Regions from separate parts of the Mus musculus genome. Here all the other regions are linked to region 2. A link is a loop called in an ENCODE intact Hi-C map of the cell type or tissue named here. Cell type or tissue: left cerebral cortex. All regions are shown on one strand.

Region 1 (8,000 bases), 110 kb before region 2:
TACTGGCTTGAATGTTTTCTGTATATAATTAAAGACCATAAATTCATTTTTTTTAAAATAATGAATACAGTCTTATCTATATGGCTCACTGTTCTGGGGGTTGGGAAATCTGACATCAGCTTCTGCACAGCATCTGGTAAGGGTCTTCATGCTGGGTCATGGTAGAACATAGGTTACATGGTAAGATGGAGCAGGTGAGCCAAAGGGTACTGCCTTTGTTTTAAAGCCACTCCTGAGATAACTCACTAATCCAAAGTCCACTCATTAGGACAGTGCCCTCACAATGGAGTCAGCTCCCAGTTGGTCTTTCCCCAAGTATCATTAACCTCTGACTTTAGGGATTCAATTCCCAACACGTGAATACAAAGGCCAAACACAAATACCACAGCAGATGCCAAGAGGAGCTAATTAGACAGATAAATTGGGAGCTCAGAAGTGTTCTGGGTGAGAAGTGTAAATCTGAGTCATCCGTGTATAGACTGAATAGTCAAGGGACTGTCAACAGGAATCCCTTGGGAGAAAGTCTGTGAGGAGAGAGGAGAGCCCCAGAGGGGAGGAAGCATCAAGACAGACAGAAGGTGTCCTGTCATGACCCCACAGCTGTGGGCTTTAGAGCGCTGGGTGGGGGGGAGTTGCTAAGAGGTAAAGCACAGCCCATTGGTGGTCTTGGAACAGAAGCTGGAGTCTCATTTACACTGCGCAAGCATTCTATCGTCAAGCTACGTCCCCAGCCAAAGGCGGAGCTTTAAATCTTTACATGAGCTCAAGCTTATATTCAAACACACCAATGTAGACCCAAAAATCTCCCTCTGATGAACTCCAGTGAAAGCCAAACCCCTCTGTGTGCTGAAGAGCACACCCTATCCTGTCGTTGCATGGCTGTACACTGCCTCCTCCCCACCAAGGAAGCCCAAGGTGATGGAATCAAGCATCATCTTCCAGACCTGGTGCTGCTCTGAGGATTGCTGGGAGGTGACAGAAATAGCCACATAGATAATAAAATCTGTGCAGCTCCCGAACTCTTAAGAGCACTGGGCATTGATTAAAGTTTCATACCTCCTCCATCACCACCACCCCCTTTTCTCTTCCTTACTGTCTCTCTCTTGGTTGTTATTATCCCAGGCCCAGGGACATAAAGAAAATACAGTGCATGCGTGTAGTGCTCTTGGATTTGAGATTTCCACATATTCCACTCAGCCTCAAGCCTGGATGGGACTCACAGTAGAAACTCCTGAAAGATTGAGCCCAGAAAGCGCTTCTCTTTCCGGCCCCACTTCTTTTCCTGCCTCTATGTCATTTCTTTGCCTCTTTGGGGAGCATGTCTCCTTCTCTCCAGCCCTCACCTTGTCTCAGCACTCTCCCCCTCCCCGCTGACTCCCATTTATTTCTCCCTGCTTCCTCCATAGTCAAACGCATGAATGTTTGGGGCATGCATGCACACTGGAAATTACTTTGTTTTCTCTTCTTTTCCTTCCTAGCTCCATGTCTGGCCTGCTTTTCTTATCTCTGTTCACAGAGGGGAAGTGATCAGCTACAGTGCCTGACTCTCTGGAAGATGGACAAATAAGTTCCCATTCCTCCTCCACTCTCAGAATGACAAGCAGGAGGAAAATGTAGGGTCACTGCTCTCCCTTTGTTCTACAAATTAGACTCGGTCAGGAGTTAGGCTCATTCTGAGTTCCACTGAAAAACTCTATGCCAAGATGTGGGCAGTATCTCTGGATCAGACTCGGGCCTGAAGAGACCAGAGAAGCTCTGAATGGCCTCCTCCAAAGGAGGTGCGGAACCAGATCAGGGCACAGGTTCAAGTAGGGCAAGGTATTGAGGAAGCACAGTTCTTCCGCAGTCCCACAGGAATCATGACAGGCAACCCAATGTCATCTGAAGTGACTTGGCAGCTGCTCACCCTTGTCAATAGAAAGTGGCATTAAAAGCCTAATTACATGAGAGTAAGGCCTGGCACTCTGCAGAGAATTGAGGCCTGATGTAGACACTTCCCCCAGGGACTGGTCCAACCACACCGCCTCCTCCTACTTCTTAGTGGCCAATCTGATACCAAGAAAACACACAGCTAACCCCGGCCCCATTTCTACATGATTCTGAACAGGAGCCTTTCCATGAAGAACACTGTCTGTAGACTTTCCAGAGGGTGGCACAAGGCCCCAGAATACAAGGGAACTTGAAAGTAGACAATTGAGCCTCATTCATGGAAGTCATAAGGGCCTTCCTTTTAAGTCAGGATGAGTCCAGACATCCTGATCCAAGCTTGACACCTTTCTTCAAGAGTGTTTTCAGGAGAGAAAACTGCCCAACTCTTTCCTCCTCAGAGGAGAGCAGAGAGTTACTGGCAGTTAGTGGGAGGGCGATCACCCAGTTCCACCTCCACATTGTTTCTCTTCTGCTACTAAGCTGAAGCAAAAGCTGACCTCCCCTCCCCCTGGTACCTGCTGGTGAGCCAGATACATTGCAGGACACAGGGACACAGGACACAGGACACAAGACACATGACACAGGACACAGGACACAGGCAATAGCAAGAAGAGGGAGATAGCAGGAAGCTGGCTCCTCTATAACCAAACTCATTCCTGGGCAATCCAGAATTCTTCAGTACAGAGGATCAGAGGTGAGAAGTGCTAAATAGCTCCTGACCACTCCCACAACCCTTGGGATCTCCATCAAAAAGACAGGCCTGCTTTAGCATTCTCTCTTATGAGGAAAGTGTCACGAATGAAGCCAGTAAGGAAGCACAGCAGTGGGAGACTGGTCTCTCCTGGAAATACTAATTGCAGTGCTTGCACATGCAGGGCTTACTTAAAAAAAAAAATCCTGTCTTCATGCGCAGCGACTCTCCACAAATCCAAGTGTAACACATAAGCATATTAAATAACTTTTCTACTTCCCCTAAAGCCCTTTTAATGACACTCATTTTGAGATAATTGTAGCACAATAAAGAAGGGCACAGACTCTGAGAGCAAACGCCTTTCTTTTCTCAGCTGTGAAGTGGGAAAGCAAGGATCCAGTTCCCTAAGTTGTTGAGAAAATGTGCCCGTAGCCTATCAGAACAGCGCCTTGCATCTCAAATGGATGCAGTAAGCATTTGCTGGAATCCCTCAACCTGCTCTTTCCAGAATACTAAACACCCCCAAGGAGCTAAGTGAGACCTCGCTATCTTCTTGAGGATTGTAAGTGTTTCTTCCTGGTTTTAAGTTCGCTTAGATTCAAACCTTATCTACAAGTGTTTGAGGCTTGCCACAGCACCAGTGCTAAGCCTAAATGAAGCCTCAGGAGGGCTCCCTTGAGAATCCTGATCCCGACATTCATCCCCCTGCTAAGGAGGTTAATTTCATGCTTTAACTGTGGATGTTTAACAAATGGTTGTTGATTTTGTTCATGGCCTCAAAAGAGCCCACTGTGGAGTCATAGAACCCCAAATCCAAGGTGGTCAGTATGCCTAATGATACTAAAGACACCTAATGTGTAGACCCAATCCAGATGGCTTCCTGGAATAGGAACACTGCTCTAAGAGGCAAATCCAGTCCCTAATGGCATCTCAATATTGCATAAATGTACCTCACTAATCACCAGACAGCCTGGTGCAAAGATAACAATAACTAACAGAGCCCACCAAGTCCTGTTCTGTCATTAGTCTATGCAGCAAATGTTTACTAAACAATTACCTTGATATTTCTCTAACGGAAACCACTTGCCCAGTACATGAGACAAAAGCCCTGTCCTCAAAAGGCTTACAGTTAGTGGGATGGCTTATCCCATAAAGAAAATCAAAGGAGAAAGCATATACTGTCATAGAGTTAAGCTTTCTGGAGAAAAATAAAGTATACAGAAAGAGATCCACTTTAAATACAGTAAGGTTAGGGAAGACTTCAAGTTTAAGACTCAAAGGGAGAAAGTGAGCTAGCCATAGTAGGGAAAAACATCCCAGCAATGTTCAAAGGGCAGGAGAAATCCTACTGTCTTCTATAGTAACGAGGCCACTGTGCCTAGAGCAGATGAACAAAATGAGAGAGGATGGGCTAGAAGGTTTTTAGGAACCTGTAGATACTTTCAAGAGTGTTGTCTTTTGCGCATCCAGACAAGCCTCCATCAAAGGGTTCAGGGGACAGAAGTAGCATGCTCTGACATGCACCCGAAGGGGACACTCTGAAGTGAGGTGGTGTGCAATCAGGGAGATACTGCGTTAACTCAGGAAAGAGACTGTGGTAGCCTAGACCACTGAAGATCAGAACAGGTGTGGGATTTCCAGGTAAATCTCAAGGAAGGGCCAAAAGAAATTCCTAATGGGCAAGGTGCAGGACAAAAACAGATGACAACATTGTCATCTTAAAACTAAATATCTACAGGTCTAATAGTGAGTTACAGATCTGAACAGTGGTGAGTGGATACATGATGCAGATACTCTCAGTACTGTGTAATAAAGAGTCAATGACTCAGAGCAGGAAAGGAATCCAGCTTTAAAAACCATCAGCTTGATCCCAGTGCTGAGGAGGCATAGACAGGAAGATCCCTGGGGCTTGCTGGCCAGCGATCTAGCAGGCCCAGAGAACTCTGAATGAATCTCATCTGTCTTGAAAAATATGTTGGTGAGCCAGACACGGCGGTATATAATTTTAATCTCAGTGCTCAAGAGACAGAAGCAGGTGAAAGTCTACCAGTTCAAGGTTAGCCTGGTCTACATAGAGAGTTCAAGCTACCAGGAATACATAGTGAGATCTCACCTCAAATAAAAGTCAAAGAGTGATTGAGGGAGATATTCAATGTAGTTCTACATGCATGTACACATACAAGCAAGTATGTACAAACACACATGGATACACATACAAACCAACAAAAATCACTTTGAGAGGCTATGTAATTTTATGGAGAACGAAAGAACCAAGACCAGATTGACTTAGACTCTCCCTCCACACCACTTTGTTACAAACCTGTACCTGGCTCAATGTCTGATAAATCAGTCTCTGTCATGTCCACAAAAGTGATCCTAGAGCCTGGTCTGCTAAGAGGCCTGCTAACGGTGTCAACAAAATGCTGTAGCTATCAGAGCTCAGCCTCTTGGTCCTCAATTTATCTATACCTTCTCTTCAAAGAATCCCAGCTGAGCTCATGGCTCTACTGTCATAAATAAACTGAATAGTCTCAAATGTCTACTTCAAGTTCTAACTCAGCCTCAGACCCACATATCCCTCCTGTACCTTAATCAAATGACTGTAAGGGGTTACTGGGCATTTCTAACTTTCTCTCCAAACAAATTCTTAGCCTTGACCTGCAAGCAGTCCTGTCTTTGAGTTCCTCCACTTCAGAGAAAGACACCGTTGTTGTGCTATGTTAATGTAGCTGAGGAGCTTTAAATCCTCCCTTCTCTTCTATCTCACCTTCCACCCAATAGAAAGCTGCCAGGACCTCCTCCTCTCCCTCCTCCTCTTCCTACTTCTTCTTTTAAGATCTATTTATTTTATGTACATGAGTGCACTGTAGCTGTCTTCAGACCCACCAGAAGAGGGCATGAGATTCCATTGCAGATGGTTGTGAGCCACCATGTGTTTGCTGGGAATTGAACTCAGGACCTCTGGAAGAGTGGTCAGTGCTCTTAACTATTGAGCCAACTCTCTAGCCCCAGTACCACCTTCTATACAGACCTTATGTAAAGATCTGCTTAGCTCTTCCACCTACACAACCATTCGGATTCCATTACTTCTCCCACTGCCTTCTTCTTCTTTCTGTGCCTCACCAAAGGCACTCTCCATGTAGCGAGTAGAGTGAAGCTTCAGCACATGATGGATTTTATAACTGCTCTCCCCTCAACACTAAAGACAAAAATGCAAACTCCTCACAATGGTCTGAGCTAGCTCTCTCTTCTCTAACCCACTGTCTCCCTCTCTCCTTTTGTCTCTTGGAGTCCTCCAGCCTCCTTGTCTTTCTAGCCATTCCAAAAACTACTCAGACAACTACTTGAGGTTCCTGCATTGTTGGTCCTCCATCTGAGAGGTCCTCCCTCCAGTTACCTATAGGTCTTTCTCTAGGACTTTATTTTCTCCTTTAACATTAGCATTCAATGTTTTTATTGCCTCCCAGAGACTGAAGGTAAGTTCCTACCGCTGAAGACACCATGCACTTCTGACACATGGGATTCAGAGGATCTAAGCTAACTGAAAATCTCCTCCCACAGGACTTGTTCTCATAGTAACAGAGGTGCTATGCAAGCTACCAAAGGAAAGAAGCAACCAATAATCCTACTCAGTTGTGAAGACTATGAACTACAATGACCAGCATGACAAGCTATCCCTAAAAGTGCAATGGTGGCACTCATGTCTTGGTGGTAACCAACAGCTGTCTCATTGACTTAGCCTCTCAGCAAGTAAGAAAACATACCTGGAACTGGAAACCTAGCCAACTACCCAAGACCAATGTGTTCATAAATCTTAAGAGGAGAACTTATTATTACCACTCTAGTAAACTGTAATTCACAGATACATTCTAAATACTTACCCTTATACCCATAGATAGGTATAGCTTCCAACTCTCACCAAAGAAACTTTGCTTTGCAACAAGCAGAGACTGTTACAGAAAACCAAATCTGGTCAACATGCAGAGTACAACTACAAAGGGGTGCCTGACCATAATGGATATTTTTAGTATAACTCCTATACCCAAGGTTCAAAGAAAAATGGTGGAAGAGGGGGCAGAAAGACTCTAAGAGCCATAGAACCAGGAAATCTACTATAAGCTTGTGTCTCTTAGAAATAACCTGGGCACTTCACCAACAACACTTCAACAATATTGCTGTCTAACCAGGATCTTTCTACCTCTTTGAAGGTAGAAAAGGTTTCTCCATAAAGTCTCTCCTGACTACTCCAGAAAGATATTTCATGGCTGTCTTTATGCCCTGCAGTACTTGGTCCATATGCTTAAAGGCCTTCAACACAGTACTAAGACAGCCACAGAACACAAATTGTGCTTGGTCCATATGCTCAAAGACCTGCAACAAAGTACTAAGATAAGACAGGCACAGAACACAAGTCATGCTTCTCTCCTCAAGACCAGGAGCTTCTGCCTTCCCATAGCTAATAGGCCCAGGAGTCACAAAGTAAGCACTCTGGTATGTGGTACATAAATTAATCTGACCTCTTCAAATCACCTACTTTTTCCAATTCTGTTCTAACTCATGGAAGCAGGGAGGAATTGAAAGAAACGGGGCTATCTAGTTCAACAAGGCAAAACTCTCCATCTGAGTAGCTATAAAACCTTGAACAGACCTGGATCACTTGGTTTATAAAATAAAGACTAATCAAAGTCACCCTCAAGACTATATACACACAGTAGGTATCAGATGAATAGATTAGGCATACCTGTCTCTAGTTTTTCTGTCTTTTATCGCTCATATTTTTTTCTAGTCTGATGTTTATAGAGATCTCAGGTACATGTTTTGTCCTGGGAGAAGAGAAGAAAGGAGATAAAAGAGGCCCATAGATATCTGATGGAGACGGAATGTTCGCCCACTGAGAGAGTCACAACTGCAGCCCTGGAAAACAAAATACCATTGGCAAAACACAGCATACTCCCTTGTCTCCTCTAAAACCAACTGCCCATTCACTACTGTATAGACCCCCAACTGTAAAGCCACAGAGGGTCCAAATCTCAAGGAGGCTATAAATACTGGGTGGGTCTAATGAAAGAGATAGGTGGCCATAGCTGTAGAGAATATGGAAACTCTTCCCAATTACAACAGGAATTTAATTAAGGAGGAGTATGAGACGTAGATGATTTACAACCCCAGGCTGCTCCTTTGTTACAAGAGTAGAGAGAGCCACAGGAGTCCTGCCTGCCCTTGGCCCTCTATCCCTATATTCTTACTTGTCATTCTTCCTGAGTCTTCCTCCTTCTTTGGTCTTGAGGACTTAGGTCCCTACCCCAAGGACAGCGCAACCTCAGACACATGTCACTGATTCACTGTCCCAGCATATACAAAATCGGGAGCTTCTACTTCC
Region 2 (8,000 bases):
GAAGCTGTCTCTAAAGATATGTCAAACACACAGAGCTAAACTGTATGAAGGGAGCTGCGTCTCTGTAGTTTCCAAGACCACCAGTGGCAAGAACACTTGGGAACTTGTGATAAATAAGAATTCTGAGACCCCAATTCAGACTTACTGAGTCGGGAACTCCAAGAGCCCAAATCCACCCACAGAGCTGTATTCTAATAAAGCCACGCAGGTAATTCTGAGGCAAGCCGAAGTTTGGAAGCTGAGGCCTTAATGAATCCGGTAGAGTGCACACATCTGACTTCAACACAAAGGACCCAAATGAGGCATTAACCCTGATGCTGATGGAAATCACCTACTGAAAGAAATGGCAGCTGACAGAACAGTGGCAAACTAGTTCCCAACAGCACACAGCTGGAAATTGCCAGGATGTTAGTATCTGTTGAAAATTCATTTCATGCTTTTTCGACTCTGACCAGCCCCGTGAGAAAATGATCTGAAACCAGGGGAAAGTGGTACACTATCAAAAACCTTTCAGCTAATGAATCCTCCGCCCAGTTCCCAGAGCTTCCTGGTCCAGGAGGCCACTCACAACTCCATGTGTCTTGACAATGACACTATATAGTCTTTCCCCAGCAAAGCTCCATGCATGGAGCTACCCAGGGCACTTCTTTTACAACTCACCAGTTACCGACTTTTCTGCTACATCTCCTGATAGTACGCCTCCCTGAAGGGCAGAAGGGCTGACAGACAAACCTAAAACATACTTTCCAGATTCATCAGAGATACCATTAAAGCAGGGCCAATGGTGTCGATAAAGTCAAGCTCCTGAGATGACACAGCTGTGACAGAGATGGAGATCCACTCTCATGAACGAAAACACCATGCCTGGCACAGGTGCCGCACCGAGCCTCTCCCTTAAGCTACATAACAGGGACAGATCCCAGGAACCTGAGACTTGCATCTAACCAAGCGCTATATTTCCAAGTCTAAGTTCAGTCTCTAACACTATGGGAGGGGTTTAGGGGGAGAACAACTCCCATGAAGCAGTCACTGCTCTATTATGGGGATAACTCAGATAAGACTTTGTGCTGCTGTTTTCTTTGGTGTGGCTTGTCTTTCCCTCTTAAGGGCACATATTCTAGCTATTCTTTGCTTTCCAGAGATATAGAGATATGCGATTCATCTGAGTTTATGGGGGAGCGGGAGGGATCGAGACCAGAGATGGCCATTAAAGAAACATATTTAGAATACTCGAGTGAAGACGCATCTCAGACATTTCCTTGAAATGAGCTGCACACACAAGAGAACACTAGATCAGATGAGCCTAAAAACTTTATGCCATGCTTTCTGTCCTTGATTAAATGCTAGAGACATTACAGGGAAGCCCACACAAGTCCTCTCTGTGTCGGCTTAGAACATGGTAAGGGAAATGATGTGTAGCTCTCATATATCTGGAACTTTTTTTTTTAAAGAGACTGCTTTAAAAGCCATGTGGTATGCCAGTGACAATGACAATGGTGGCGGCAGCCATAGTGGACCCCTCTGCAACACTCCACCCCAATTCCTATCTGAATTCTCATTGGGATTTAAAATGTTTACAGAAGCCTGCATCTTAGATCAGGGGCTCAACATGAAAATGCCAAGCTACCATGAGGAGTCTGAGTGACCAAAACTTAGGGACATAAATGCCTTCTTCTTAGCCCTGATCTCTAAGTCAAAGGTAATCAGCTACCTATTTGTCAGGTACCTGAAAGCAACAGGGCTGAGTAGAAGGCAGTCATTATACAAATGGCAAGCAAAGGCATGAAGTCCTTACTTCTCCGCTAAGGGGATATCTCAGGTAAGACTTTTAAGTTGTGTGTTGCCGTTTTCTTTCCCTCTTAAGGGCATACAGTCCAGCTATTCTTTGCTTTCCAGATTAAAAGTTTGTCCTCTAAGCTGCCTTTCCCCATATCACAGTCTCACCATAGACAATAGAGGAGTTAAAGGAAACAGTTGGTGTCTGATACTGGTCCTTTTCAAAAGACCATTGTCGTATCTAAGCAGAGGCAAATGACCTTGCTTTTCTGAAAATTCCAAGAAAAACCCACACATAATGATGAATTACTCAAAAAGGCTGAGCCTAAAACTGAGAAGAAGAGACAGACAGAAGGATGAAATGATGGGTAGAAGCCTGGGCTGGAAGAGGAAGGGAAGGCCTATCCTCTGGCTCCCTGAGTAAAAGAGGATTAATTATCTTGCATTGAGGTCTACTCCTTCCTGTCTTTGTGGTCAGTGATAGACAAATTGTGTGTATGTCCTCTGCGGGACTGGACTCTCGTGGTGGGTAATGGTGTCCTGTGAGTGCCCAGAGTGGGGAACTATGAAGAGCAACAATCCAATGGTCCAACAGGTATGATGAAGGGGTCTGCATGAGTTCTGATCTCTTAGCAAATTTGACTCCCTTTTGCTTTAAATAAGAGTACAAAGTCTGAAGGAAACCAGATGTCCCTTTAAGGAGGGAGGAAAGAAACAGGTATGTGGCACCTACATCACGGACAGTAATGGCTCTCAAGAGATAAGCAGCGTTAGAAGAAGTCACTCATTCCAATCTGGATCTTTGAGGAGGAAGAAAGGCCTGTGCTCACTATTTTTTCTTCCTCCTTTAGTTCATACTGTGTGCTGCACCTATTGAAAGGAAGGCAACAGCAGGAAAGTGGGTGGGGGTGGGGGGATAACAGGACACAAACCAATAGACCAAACTATCACACCCAAGATATGTTTGCTTTCATCCTCGAGTCGTTTTGTTGCTGTGAATTTGTTCATTCCAACTCACTTTCCAGGTTGTCTCCCACTTACAAATGGCACTCACTGTCATAGCCAGGCTTCCCTCACCTCATACAAAGGACAAAACAAACAGGCAATCCTAGGAACCCCAGAAAACAAAGGTCATGCCAACCCCAGTCATGGCATCTACAGTCAATGGAAAATATGAGGACCCCACATCCTCTGCCGGCAGGATTGCAGATTCCATCCTTGTTCATTCCCAGCGTCCCCAGTCAAGACTCACGATCTACTGGAGTTACATCAAACCCAAATTTCTTACCAGGCCTGCAGTTTACTATCTTGCAAAGCATGTATATTTAGAGGCAACCAGAGAAGTCAAGAATATGCCAAAATGGGAGATTTGAGAACTAACACTTCCTGTAATCCTCAGCAAAATCCTCCAAATAAATTTACAATTCACTGAACAATTTACAAGGGGGAAATCTGTGATACGCACACATAGCCTCAGACCCATATCCAGAGTGCAGAGGAGATACTGAAATTCTTCACGAGAAATCCTACATGCACAACCCCGGGTTCACTATAATGAGCTTCATCCACTCAAAGGCTACAAACACATTTGATCTTCCTACTCTGAACTGTTCCTTCCACATGAAACATGTGCTTGCCTGCTGAGATGGCCAAGTAGGTGGAGGAAAAACAATCTCCCATCTATGATGTAGAATCTCTTAAGTCAGACACGCCACTTCGTCCCTTCACCCCTGACCTGAAAAAGTGCAAACAAGAGTAGGCTATCTCACAAACTATGTCAGAGATCCCAAGTGCCTACCCACATAACTGTCCCTGAGAAAAGAACAGGCAGAATGGCAGAGTGCAGTACAGAGAGCAGCAAGTAGCTTCCAGAATAGCCAATGCCCGAGGAAGAAAGAACACTTGTTAGATCTATTAGATGAGCAAGCAAGCAAGAAAGAAATGCCATAAAATGGGATACCACATTTTAAATCAGATTAGCATTTTCAAAAAGACTACATTATCATCTGCAGAAGAGAATGTCGTGAGGAAATAAAACGATCTCCCTATGCAGATGTAGCTTCTAAGAAAAAGGAAATGCATTCAGAGGGGGTTGTTGCCTTTCCGCCATCTTTCATGTCAAATCTGGGTTTTATTGTAGACATTTGCCTTCAAATTAAAACTAGCCAACCCCTATTAAGAGCAAGATAAGGCTCTCCTAAGTCAGCAGGTAAGCACAAATTAAATCACACCTTTTACTTAGCTCATCCTTTCAGATCAATAAAATTAAAATCCCTGACATGTAAGAAAAAGACCTTACCATCCTAGTTCCTCGGTGACTTTCTGTCACAAAAAAATAAAAAGAAAGAGAGAGAGAGAGAGAACAAAGTTCAAAAAGTGTCGTGCACAGCAATTAAAATCTGCACCTGGATGACTGCATGTTCGTACCAGAGCCGGTCTTAACAACACTTCCTAACAATGTTCCTGTTGTGAAAATCTGACCCCCACAAAGAACAAAGTAGTTCTTAAACTGGTCACTACTACCACCGGGAGTACAGTCAGTTATTGACACATTAATCACCTGTGTGTGATTTAGCAACTGTGAAGTGGAACCCAGGAGTCTGGATTTTGAATAAGCTCTCAAGTGATACAGACGAGGTTCCTCACTCTCAATGAGATGCAAGAATCTAAATGACTTCACCTTGAATGTCAGGTCCCACCTTGCAGGTGTGCAGAAATCCCCCGAAGGATTCCATTAATAATAATGGATGCTTAGTGGGTAATTAGGTAATGTTCCAAACACTTGGCACATTAACCCATTGAATTCTCCCAGTAACTCTTTGTTATCATCCTGATTTTACAGGTAAGAAAATTGAATCCTAGAGTAATGAAGTAACTTTTCAAGGTCACTGGGGCTTCTGGAGGAGCTGAGCTTTGAACCCAAGGAGCCTAATTAGAGAGCTTTAAAGGTAACTCCTGCTCACACTGATTCTCAATGAGATGAAGCAGGTATTTGGGGAAACTGGATGCTGGGAACTGAAGGGAAGGTGACACTAGCTAGCTCCTATGCGCCTTGGAAGAAAATGCAGAGCCCACAGAGGCACAATGCTTCCACGTGGTCACTACCGGAGGGAATACATTAGTCAGTTACACTGTACAACCAGAAGGGGAAAAAAAATCCAACCAGCTTCCCCTCAACATCTTAGCAGATGTTCTCTGAACAGGTTACAACAGCCTACAGGCTGTAGGAACACTGTACAATGTCTAAGTATGCGGAGAGCAAAGATGTCTGGGACAGGACACTGAGGATGAGAATAGAATCCATTCCCTCCGGAATCTCTCCTTTGGCGATCCTTACTTCATTTTGGCTAAAGGGAAGAATGCATAAAATCGAGCAGCACCTTGCTCTCAAAGCTCCTGGTGGAAAACCCGTGTCTTTGCGGCAGAAATGAAAAGAGGAAAAGGCTTTGGTGTTGGAAACGTGCTTCGTGTCCCAGTCCGGGAGCTTGAGCTTAACCGGAAGTACCCTGTGTGCTGCACCCGGTGACTTGGGAGCTCAGGACCAGCCAGGGAGTTTTGATGGCGCTGTCCGAGGTGCCAAGGAGGGCTGTGACCACACTTTGCCTTCTGTGGGACTGAAAAGCTGCTTTGTCTACTGCAAGCAAACGGAGAAGGGGGCTGTCTGGAGGCGGGGTGTCCTAAGCAGGTCACAGCAAAGGGGAACCTGGTGGGTGGGGAATCTAAAAGAACTGTAGAAGGTGGTCGAGGGAAGGGACCTTCCCTGAGAGACCAGTAGAGTACTGCTCCAAGGAGTTATTTGCAGCCGCCCGCCGCAGCATGCAACACAATGCAATCAGTCCGCCTTGTGCAGCTCACTGACTGGGCATGACTGCAGGGACCGGACCCCTCCCCCGCCCCAAGCCCCTATCTAAATAGTTCAACCCAAGCACTCTATGGCCCGGATCATTCTGTGGAGGTGGGAGGGGGAGGTGAGAACTGGAGAACAAGGAGGAGAAAGGGAGAAACCCAGCCAGGGGGTGTCTGTGGGAGGATGTGAACAGCAGCAGGAAGCATCACTGCTTAGAGATGCTGCTTCGTTTCTAATGAGGTGCTGCTGCCTAGAAGCACCATGCACCAGCCAATCCCAAAGCAGCTGAGGCAGGGAACTGGAGGGGTGGGGGAGAGAAGGCCAAAAACTAGAGGTTGGGGGCTGCAGGGGATGTTCAGGCCCTGGGGGGAAGCAAGATGCCTTGCAAACTAATACTTGAACCCCATCCCCCCCCCACCCCAGCCTCAGCTTTCTCACTGCTGCACACCTGAGAGGAGGGTTGGGGGAGGGAGCATGGGGCAAAGAGGAGGAGTCTCTTTTGCAGGTGTATTCTTCCCAAGAACCATGTCTCCAGAGGCACCAAAGTCCCTGTCCCCAAGAGGACCCCCCACATCTAGCCTCAAAACATTGGCTTGCCTCCTGTAATCCCCTGAAACACCCTACCAACCTCAACTCCTAATGGCCTTGACAGGCATGCAAATTCTTAGTGCAGAGCAGGCAGGAAGCTGCCTGATCAGCAGCCTGCATTCAGTGCGCTTGGTAAAACCTGCAAAGATGTTTCTTCCATCCTAGCCTTTTACTCCCAAACCATCACCTCCATAGATGACCTACCCACTCCTTGTAAAGAGCAACACCCTTGGCTTTAGAGAGAAATTGTTTGCACACCTCTGACCCTCAGCTGATGGGTTCAGGCCCAGTAGATCTATGGTTCAGTATACTGGGAGAGCAGCCAGGTATGGCAAACATTAAGAAGCAAGAGTAACAACCCAGGACCAAGAAAGGAAGAACACACCTCCTTGCCTGAAGAAAGAACTCCAACTTTGAGCTCTTTGGGCTGGTGGTGACATGATCATCTCCCCTGACAGGCATTCACTTTCAGTAGAACTTAAAGTTGGTCTCCAGAGTTAGCTGAGTCCCTAGCCCAACGCCTTTTTCATAAGTACTCATTTGTCTTCTTGTATACATGGGTCTACTCTTTGGAGCTTCTCATCTGGCAAATCCCTCCCAGAACCTCAACTTCTCTGCTGGCAGACAGTGCAAGTGTCTTCCCAGCTGGTAGGAATGGGAGCAGAGGGACTGGCTTAAGTGGTGGAAAAGAGAGAACTGATTATGAAAGAATCCTTGAGATTTGAGGTAAGCCAAACCACATGGAGTGCAGCTTCTGAAAGGGTTAGGACTTTGGGGGTGGCCAAGAAACAGACAAAGCCCAGAAAGAGGCAGATGTCTCCACACCAGGCACCTAAGTACACTTAGAGATTTCCACATGGAAAATAATCCCCAAAACCAAAAGTCTTACCTTGAAAACCACTACTGCCCAAATAGGTCTCCGGGGCATCAGGCTTGCCCCGTGAATGCAACAAGGTAGGGTGCACTTGAGCAAAGGGGCAAATTTTGGCACCAGGAAGGGGTGGGGAATAGATTCCATGCTAGGTGCCCCCCCTCACCCGATGGAATGCAAAGGGGGAGAGGGAAGTCATGGTGGGTAAGAAAGGATATGGCCAATCGATGAGCTTCTTGGCGTATTTCCTGACAATGTTATCTTCTCCGAAGATGAACAGGGATCTGTTGACCGTGAAACAGTTCTGCCGGACTGGTATGGGGTTGTACAAAGCCATAGTCCGCGCCCTCTGCGCTTTTGACTGCTTGTAGGCGGCCGCCGGCCCCGAGGCCGGGACGGGGGTTCCTTGTCGGTTCCTGCTCTGGTCCGAGTCTCCATCGCCTGAGCCTGGCCTGCCAACGACCACCGCCTCCCCGAAGCGAGCCATCCTGAAGTTTAAACAGACAGAAGACACACAAAGGTGATCGCCGAACACCCGCACACAACAAGAGGCAGAAAAGACACAGGCAGGCTCAGAGCCTTATCCACACAGGCGCAGGGACCACCGCCTCTGGGGACCCCTGCAGGCTCTTCAGCCCTGCTCTGAACTGTTGAATCTAAAGGCAACCTCTGCGAAGCTCCATTCCTCAAGAAAAAAAAAGAAGAAGAAGAAGAAGAAGGGGGTAGGGCTTCTAGAGGGAATATTTTCCCCCAAAATGCCAGCGTGGGGTGGTGTTCAGGGACCGGAGAGGGGTGGAGAAGGTCGGTCCTCAAACATAGCTCCTCTTCTGGCACACGTACCACCTGGCTGAGAGAAAGGCAGGCACTGGTCCGCTAGGTAACAGTTTGCTGATTTATTGGTCGGGGTGAGGGGTAGAG
Region 3 (8,000 bases), 63 kb before region 2:
GTTGTTCCTCTGATAGGGTTACAGATCTCTTTAGCTCCTTGGATACTTTCTATAGCTCCTCCATTGGGGGCCCTGTGATCCATCCAATAGTTGACTGTGAGCATCCACTTCTGTGTTTGCTAGGCCCCGGCCTAGTCTCACAAGGGACAGCTATATCACCGTCCTTGCAACAAAGGCTTGCTAGTGTATGCAATGGTGTCATCGCTTGGAGGCTAATTATGGGATGGATCCCTGGATGTGGCAGTCTCTAGATGGACCATCCTTTTGTCTCAGCTCCAAACTTTGTCTCTGTAACTCCTTCCATGGGTGATTGTTTCCAATTCTAAGAATGAGCAAAGTGTCCACACTTTGGTCTTCGTTCTTCTTCAGTTTCATATGTTTTACATATTGTACCTTATATCTCGCTATACTAAGTTTCTGGGTTAATGTCCACTTATCAGTGAGTACATTTCATTTGAGTTCTTTTGTGATTGGGCTACCTCACTCAGGATGATGCCCTCCAGGTCCAACCATTTGCCTAGGAATTTCGTGAATTCATTCTTTTTAATAGCTGAGTAGTACTCCATTGTGTAAATGTACCACATTTTTTGTATCCATTCCTCTGTTGAGGGACATCTGGGTTCTTTCCAGCTTCTGGCTATTATAAATAAGGTTGCTATGAACATAGTGGAGCATGTGTCCTTCTTACCGGTTGGGACATCTTCTGGATATATGCCCAGGAGAGGTATTGCGGGATCCTCCGGTAGTACTATGTCCAATTTTCGGAGGAACCGCCAGACTGATTTCCAGCCCACTCTCACTTTCAACTCACACTTTCTCCCTTAGGAATCTCAACCTTCCTACTCTCCTTGGATGAAAACCTCCTGGGTTGTATCTTCTTGCAAACATGTGTGACCTGGCCACCCTCTGGCAGTGTGGTGCCTCCAACAGTACCCGGTGGGCCTTCTAGCCAATGGGTGTCCTATCGAGTGGACATTTCTCTCCTCGAAAGCTCTCAGGACATACCCGAGGCTAGACCTGAACTATGTATTCCAAAGCGGCCTCTCCAGTTCTCTTTCCTACAAGCAGTATGCTCCTCAGTTTTCACAGGAATACCTTCAGCTTCTGTCTGCCTCTCTGCGCCTTCATTCTGGGCTCTAGGCCAGTCCCAGAGCCATCTTTTCAAACTTCAAGTCTGACCTGGAGCTTCCCAGTCTAACTCGTTCCTGCTTTCCCAGGAAATGTCCTGATGATCTGGCCTCATCTGGCCTCCTCGCCTTTATTACACCTGGCCCACATCATCCTCCAGTCTCCTGAAGGGACCAAACTCCCCACAGTTCACTGCTCTTATGTGAGGCCACCCTCTCTGGGAGGCCAGGTCCCTCCAAACCATCTATTCTAGGAAGCTGTACCCTTCCCCAAATCTTTTCTCTCATAGTCTATTGGTTTTGTTTTTGTTTGTTTGTTTATCTATTTTCCATTAGCTGATTCTTTCAGGAGAAGGCCTGTGCCTGATGTCCAGTTTAATCTGGAGTAAGGTACTTTCCATGCAGTAAATATGCAATAAATGACAAGAAAGAATGAACGAATAAGCACTAAGTTGGATATAACCTTGAGAAACATCAAGCTCAATGGATAGAACTCTATCAAATGTCCCAGGCTAAGCTCATGCCAGCCTCTGGTCAGACCCTTGCAGGAACTGGAGCCTACCCCCAGAACTTGGAGTGCCCTTTCTTTATATTCCTTCAAGACAATCCTGCAAGTATCCCAAACTGTCATTTCCTCCTGGAACCCTTGTCTCCTCCAAGCCCACTTCCATCCCATTCTGGTTACTCTATAAACCACTCTGTGGACAAACCCCAGCTATTATGGGTTGGTCTGTCTAGATCCACTCCCTTTTGCTGTTTCCATAGAAGATGTGACCATTTCTAAACCACTGCACAGGCAATGTGACCAGGCTCAATTTAGAAGTAGCCTGACAAACCTTCATCTGGGACACTGGTTGGCTGGTCACAGCAAGCCAGAGGACGTGTCCCTGTGAGTCTATCACTCCTTAATGTATGCCAAGTCCTGCTCCCCCTCCTCACCTAGGAAGCAGCAAAGACTCCCAGATGCATCTCTACCAGAGGAATCATGAGAGCAAAGCTATGCTTTAGAAGGCTGCTGCACGGCCTTAGAAAGTGGGTGGTTAGAAGAGATGGGTTGGCAGGGCAACAGGTGAGATGACCTATGAAGTTCTGCTTCAAGGGAGCCAGGCTCTGAACTTGAAGGAAATCCCAGAGTATGGAAGTCCATTATCTCCACCTCCTCAGAACGCTCAACATACCAGCAAGGAATGCCAGCTTCATGTAGCTTCCAGGAGGTTTAGGAAAGCTATGGAGAAAGAGTTTCAGGTACTTTTGGGTGGCCACAATAAGGTAGAAGTTGTCTGTGTCTTTCCACAGGGAAAATTAAGGCTCAAGAGAAAAATCAAGAGGCACTAGAGAGGAAACACCGGCCTCTTCAGCAGCCTTTCCCAGTGAGAACATCTAGGTCCTGCCCTACTCTGAGCCTTTCTGACAAGGTTCATGAGTGAGCACTCTATGCGGCACCATCAGAGACACCCTGCTGGCAGTCAGGAGACTAAGTCTTCCAGAAGCTAATACTGAAAGCCAGGGAGGAGGACAGTGGGATTTCTGACCCCACATACTCTCCAAGATGTCGTGTAGACACTCCCCTGAGCCCCATTAAAACCCTTTCTCCTGGCACGAAGTCGGGAGGGGCACACCTCAGCTTCCTGTTCTGACACCACATGATGTTTGCACCTGCTGATCTCACCTTCTCCCGACATATTTAAATGAAATGGGAGGGGTGCTCAGAATTCTGTGTGAACTCTAAGAAAGGCTGTGAATGAGCTAATTACCCCTGGTTCTCCTAAACCTGCATTTTACACCTCTTTGTAACAGCAGCTGCAGCTGCACTGGGGGAAAAGAACCCATCTGAATATGAAGCTTCAGATGACTTCAGCATGACCATGCTGCTACCTAGCCCCACTCACAACTCCCAGCCCCAACAACTCGTCCATGTTCTCTTGAAAGATTCTCTATTTGAGGGGAACCATCCTTGGGAGAGAAGATCCTCGTGGGGCTTATGGGATGGGAACAATCTCAGCCCATCAGCCAGAGGCTCTCTGACCATGAGAAGTCTAGGGAAGATGAGCCAATCAATTCTGTCCTTGTTCCTGTGCACTCAAACAGTGCCTTCTCTAGATTTCCTGCATCTGTCACAGACTATTACAGCTAAAGAAGGACTCCCCAAGTCCATAACTACACCCACACATCTCTGCCACCCCAGTCCTCCTTCTCTTTGGCCATATCTTCAGAGTGAAGGAAGACATATGGACACAACCCTAGCATAACACCACCAGCAACAGTATCTGGAGAGCTAAACACAACCTCCACTACTCGAAAGACTACAGCTCGTGTAGGCCCATGTTTCCATTGTTCTTAAGACATTCATTTTGTCACGCTGAGTTGAGTGAGTAAGGATTGGTGGTGCTTTGTTGTGAATTTCTGCATATAGCTGAAGAAAGAGTTTGTAAGGCAAGATAATTCTTGGCCTTATTCAACTGTCATCCATTCCTGCAGGCACAGGTCATCATATTAATGTAAGTGTGTCCTATTTCCTATCTCCTTTGACTTTCCAATCAAGCAGACCACATACTCCAAGGACCAAGACCAAGGACAGGAGTGAGTGGCCCCTAACTTTGGCACCATGTGAGTCCCGCCCCCTGCCATCAAGGCCTTAGGTTTTCCCAAGGAAAACCAAGAACTGCTGGAGTCACAGAGAGAGCAGCTGGTCTTTTTCTCTGTGTTGCCTCCTTCCCATGTCAACCCAGAAGAAACTGCAGGTGGCACCAGAGTAGCCTGCGAAGGCTGAGGAAGGATGGAGGAAGAAAGCAGAAAATGAAAGTCAATGTGTAAGGGTCCCTGCCCTCCAGGCTGCTCATAGCTGCTCATAGCTGCTCATAGCTGCTCATAGCTGCTCACAGCTGCTCATAGCTGCTCATAGCTGCTCATAACTGCTCATAGCTGCTCATAGCTCATAGCCTGTTCGAGGTTTCCTACTGATGGAGGAGCAGGGGCACTCTACCTCAGGCTGAGAGAACTGGGACAAGGCAGCACCCCTGCCCTTCAGGAGCTTGTCTGTCTCTATCTCCCTCATTAATCCCACCCAGTGGAAGATGACCGGAACCCCTTTCCAATGTGGGTGACTGACACTCAGCTGTTGTTCTGTCTCATAAATATCACAAATAATTTAAAGGAATAAGTCAATTTTTTTTTAAAAAATGGAATCTAGATCAGAGACAATGCAAAGCTAAGCATTGGAGCATTTTATGCAGTAACAGTGGAGTGAGCACTTTGAAACTTTGAAGCTGAAAAGCACTTCTCTGTACATTGTCCACATGGCAATTCTCCCATCCCTGTGTTCACCATCTGGAGGTATTCTGCATGGGGACTGTTGTCCCTGTCTTCAAGAGGAGAAGACTAAAGCTTAGGTAATTCCATGGTTTAACATTGGCCACATAGATAGTCCCTACAGCAGAATTATACTTGATCCCACTCTCCTCCCAAATTCAGTGTTCATGTGAACAAACTATTCAAATGGGCAGACATGAAAGCTAATAAAACATCTTGAATTCAAAAAGAAGAAGAAGAAGAAGAAGAAGAAGAAGAAGAAGAAGAAGAAGAAGAAGAAGAAGAAGAAGAAGAAGATTCTAGAGTGATTAGACTGTCAACTCCAAAAGAGCTCAGACTGGAGACAAATTGAGAACAGTAAGAAAGTAAGATACTCATATAATGCAGGACAGGAATGGTAGCTCAGTGCTTAGCACAAGAGCAGCTCAGGTGTGGTAAGGCCTCAGCATAGCCACCACTTACCATTCTCAGGAACTGGCCCAAGGCTCCTTAGGATGAACCGGTCCAATGGAATCTCTCTGACTGCTTCAATAGGATTACTGGGCAGATCAATCAGGACAATGCTCAGCATTTGGTACTGGTTGATTAGCAAAGCACGCCGACATCCTACTGTCACAGTGGCAGAGAGGACCACGTGGAGTTTCTGTCACTTGAAAACATCTTTTCCAAATTCTATTGATCAGTAGATGAAACGCTGAATTGCAACATACCAACTTTGCTACTAGAACCCACGTGCCCAAGGGCAATGGACACAACTTCTCTGTGATTCCACTTCTTCATTAATGAAGTAATGACAGCAACCACCTCAGAAGAACAGTGGTTGATTGCCAGATTGCAGATGGGATGCAAGAACAGAAAAGCAAATACATAGAAGGATATATGTGTATATATACATATGTATGTATGTACATATGTATATGTGTGTGAGTGTGTATGTGTATGTAGCTGTTGATGCTATTATGTTATACATTCAAACTTCATAAAGGCAGTTCTATCATTATGTTGTTTCTTCTCACTCAGCAATTTTTATCAACAGTTTAAATGGGAAAAATGTAGAGAACAAGGTCAATTGTCCATATGCAGATCTGGGAAGGACTCCCACAGGTTTCATGTCTGACAGTGGTATGGCCTGGGGACATACCATTCTCAGAATTTTCACCAATCCTGTGCCTTCTGTCCTGAGCTACTCTACAGAGGAGCAGACCAGTTACAGCTGTATGTTCTGTTCAGAGTGTCCCATTTTAAAAAGTAATACTGAGACAAAAGGTCAATGGCTATGTGTGGTTATCATCAAAGCAAGTGATACAAATGTATGAAAATGTCATAACACAAGATATTACTATAATCAGCATACACTGATGTATGAGAAGAAACTATGTTGAAATTCAGGAAGGCAGAAACATAGCAAGGCATTGAGAGATGACATCAGATGAAAAGTTACCTATGTTTGGAGGCTGGGCCAAAGCACTTGCCACACAAAACTGGAAATCTGAGTTCAGACCCTCAGAACCCGAGTAAAGCTAGGTATGATCACTCATGCCTGTGATCCCAGCACTCCTACACTGAGATGGGTGTGGCAGAAACAGAAGAATCCCTAGAAGGTCATGGACCAGCTAAGCTGCTATACCAACAGAGACCTTATCTCCAACAATGAGGACCAACAACTGAGGTTGTCCTCTGGCCCCACACAGGCACACCATAGCACATGTGTTTCCATAGCCACATATGTGAATACACATACACACAAAAAGATACATAAAAAACAAAAGAATGAATGTTTTGTTTGGTGACATCATTTAGACGACGGCATTCGTGCTCTGTTTACTGCATGGCTTTTGAGAGGCTGGATCAAGTCAGGAAGGGAGAGATTTTGCCAAAGAGAAAAAGAGAAATCTAATTCAACAATGAAATAGTGTGTTCTGTTCTGTTCTATAATGAACTTCATATCATAATCATTGTCAACTCAGGGGCTTAGTGTCCAGTTGTCAGGGATGCTGATGAGTTAGAAGCTCTTAAATACATCCCCCGACTCTCAGGTCTGTGGTATTAGCCCCTCTCCCCTGCACAGAGTTCTCTTCTGCATATACTTTCCCCTACCAAGGTCTCTGTGGAGCTCCGAATCCCACAAGTTTATGGGTCTATGAGATACATATTAAACAATGAAGGATTGATTCGGCTGTCTAGATGCCTGTCAGTTCTGAAGATTTCAACACTGTAGCAAGTGACGCTCTGGAATCCTAGAAGAATCGCCAAGAGTATCAGGAGCTTAAGCTTCAGGCAGCCTACATTGGGGACCTCAGTTGCACAGGCCAAACGCTGCATCACCGCCTCCCCCAACCACCCACTATCACCATGGCAACCATCAGGGCTGCCTGCCTAGGCAAGGCTCTTGGATTCAGGCAGGGGGAGGCCCAGTTTTTCCTGTGATTTCTCAAAGTAGTAGGCCCTAAGGGGAAGCAGGTAGGAGGGTCCAAGAGGGAGAGTTTATTCTATTCTTCCCCAACAAGATGCCTTGGGCCCACCTCAATACAGGGTCAGGCTATTACTTGACCTTATCATCTTCTTAGTCCAACCAAAAGAACAGGAGAAGGAGCCACTAGGGAATCTCAATATTTTTAGAAGCACGTCACTTAGCAACCTAAATGTCCCATTCTTTTCCACCCTTCCCAAAGCCCAGGGAAATAAATACAGTATTGAGGACTCCAGTATTTGGCTCCAATGCAGCACGAAGATGTAGTAATAATAATACTTTCTATTTTTGTAGAAATAAAGCTTGCCTTCCAAGGAGCTCCAAAAGTCTTGCTAAAATTAAGACACCAATCTCTCACACCCAGCCCCCTCTCCCTCTCTCTGCAAACTGCCCAGGGATGACTAGTTCCATGCCACGTGACTAAAGCCCAGAGCCAGCAGGGACTTTTACGTGTGGACTCTAAGACACAGAGCAGGAAGAATTCCTCTCCTGGTGCATTACTATCTGCCACAGAGGAACAGCACTCACTTACAGAGTAAGAATAGGAAACATCGGGGTTTCCCAGGCGATTGCCAGCATAGCCTTTCTACATTTCCTTTGACCCAGAGAACCATTTTCTTCTTCCAGAATCTCTGTCTTCCTTCATTTCCCTTTAATGGTCTCCAACAACCACCCTGCTAGAGACCTGGATCTGCCCATGCACTGTTGACTTCGACTCAGGTCACCAGTCTCTTCCCATCTCTCTCTCTCTCTCTCTCTCTCTCTCTCTCTCTCTCTCTCTCTCTCTCTCTCTCTCTCTCTCTGTATCTCTCTCTCTCTCTAGGAATCCAGGAAGAATCTAGCCCCTATCTACTGTTCCAACAGCCACCATATAATGATAGATCCCAGAAGTCCAAGGTCCCCTGCCTTAAACTCCAGTGCTCCTATAAGAGTGCTACCCAATGGTTCAAACAGCACATTGAACTCACAGAGCCAAAACCATCCTCAAAGCTCCACACTTCAGACTGCTCCTTATCCAGAATGTTAACACACCTCAATATAGGGAGTCACCCCCCAGCCTGAGGTTCAACTTTGATTCCCCCTTCCCCCCATCC

The links. Peaks named below come from ENCODE experiments on the same cell type or tissue, not always from the same donor. Only the 100,000 strongest peaks of a DNase experiment are listed, where the experiment ranks them.
Region 1: it touches region 2 in a loop (3-fold over the local background); 4 of 42 quality-filtered maps call a loop at or near these places.
Region 3: it touches region 2 in a loop (2.1-fold over the local background); 4 of 42 quality-filtered maps call a loop at or near these places.

The regions. Positions count from the first base shown.
Region 1 is chr1:154,607,118-154,615,117 of GRCm38, forward strand. All of the region lies in intron 6 of Cacna1e (calcium channel, voltage-dependent, R type, alpha 1E subunit), which reads right to left. Among named protein-coding and RNA genes, the nearest start is that of Cacna1e, 110 kb to the right of the region's middle. In left cerebral cortex, a CTCF peak has its summit at 5,506 (motif pointing right); a DNase peak (open chromatin) is centred at 3,137; H3K27ac peaks cover 202 bases.
Region 2 is chr1:154,718,351-154,726,350 of GRCm38, forward strand. Cacna1e (calcium channel, voltage-dependent, R type, alpha 1E subunit) reads right to left here and starts at 7,570. Exons shown (of 47, transcript NM_009782.3): 1 at 7,301-7,570. The coding sequence starts at 7,569. In left cerebral cortex, a CTCF peak has its summit at 4,929; DNase peaks (open chromatin) are centred at 3,371, 5,166, 5,841, 6,231 and 4 more places; H3K4me3 peaks cover 4,629 bases; H3K27ac peaks cover 2,848 bases.
Region 3 is chr1:154,654,884-154,662,883 of GRCm38, forward strand. The region is part of intron 3 of Cacna1e (calcium channel, voltage-dependent, R type, alpha 1E subunit); the gene reads right to left. Among named protein-coding and RNA genes, the nearest start is that of Cacna1e, 67 kb to the right of the region's middle. In left cerebral cortex, a CTCF peak has its summit at 3,860 (motif pointing right); DNase peaks (open chromatin) are centred at 3,357, 3,861, 4,449, 6,788 and 1 more place; H3K27ac peaks cover 1,834 bases.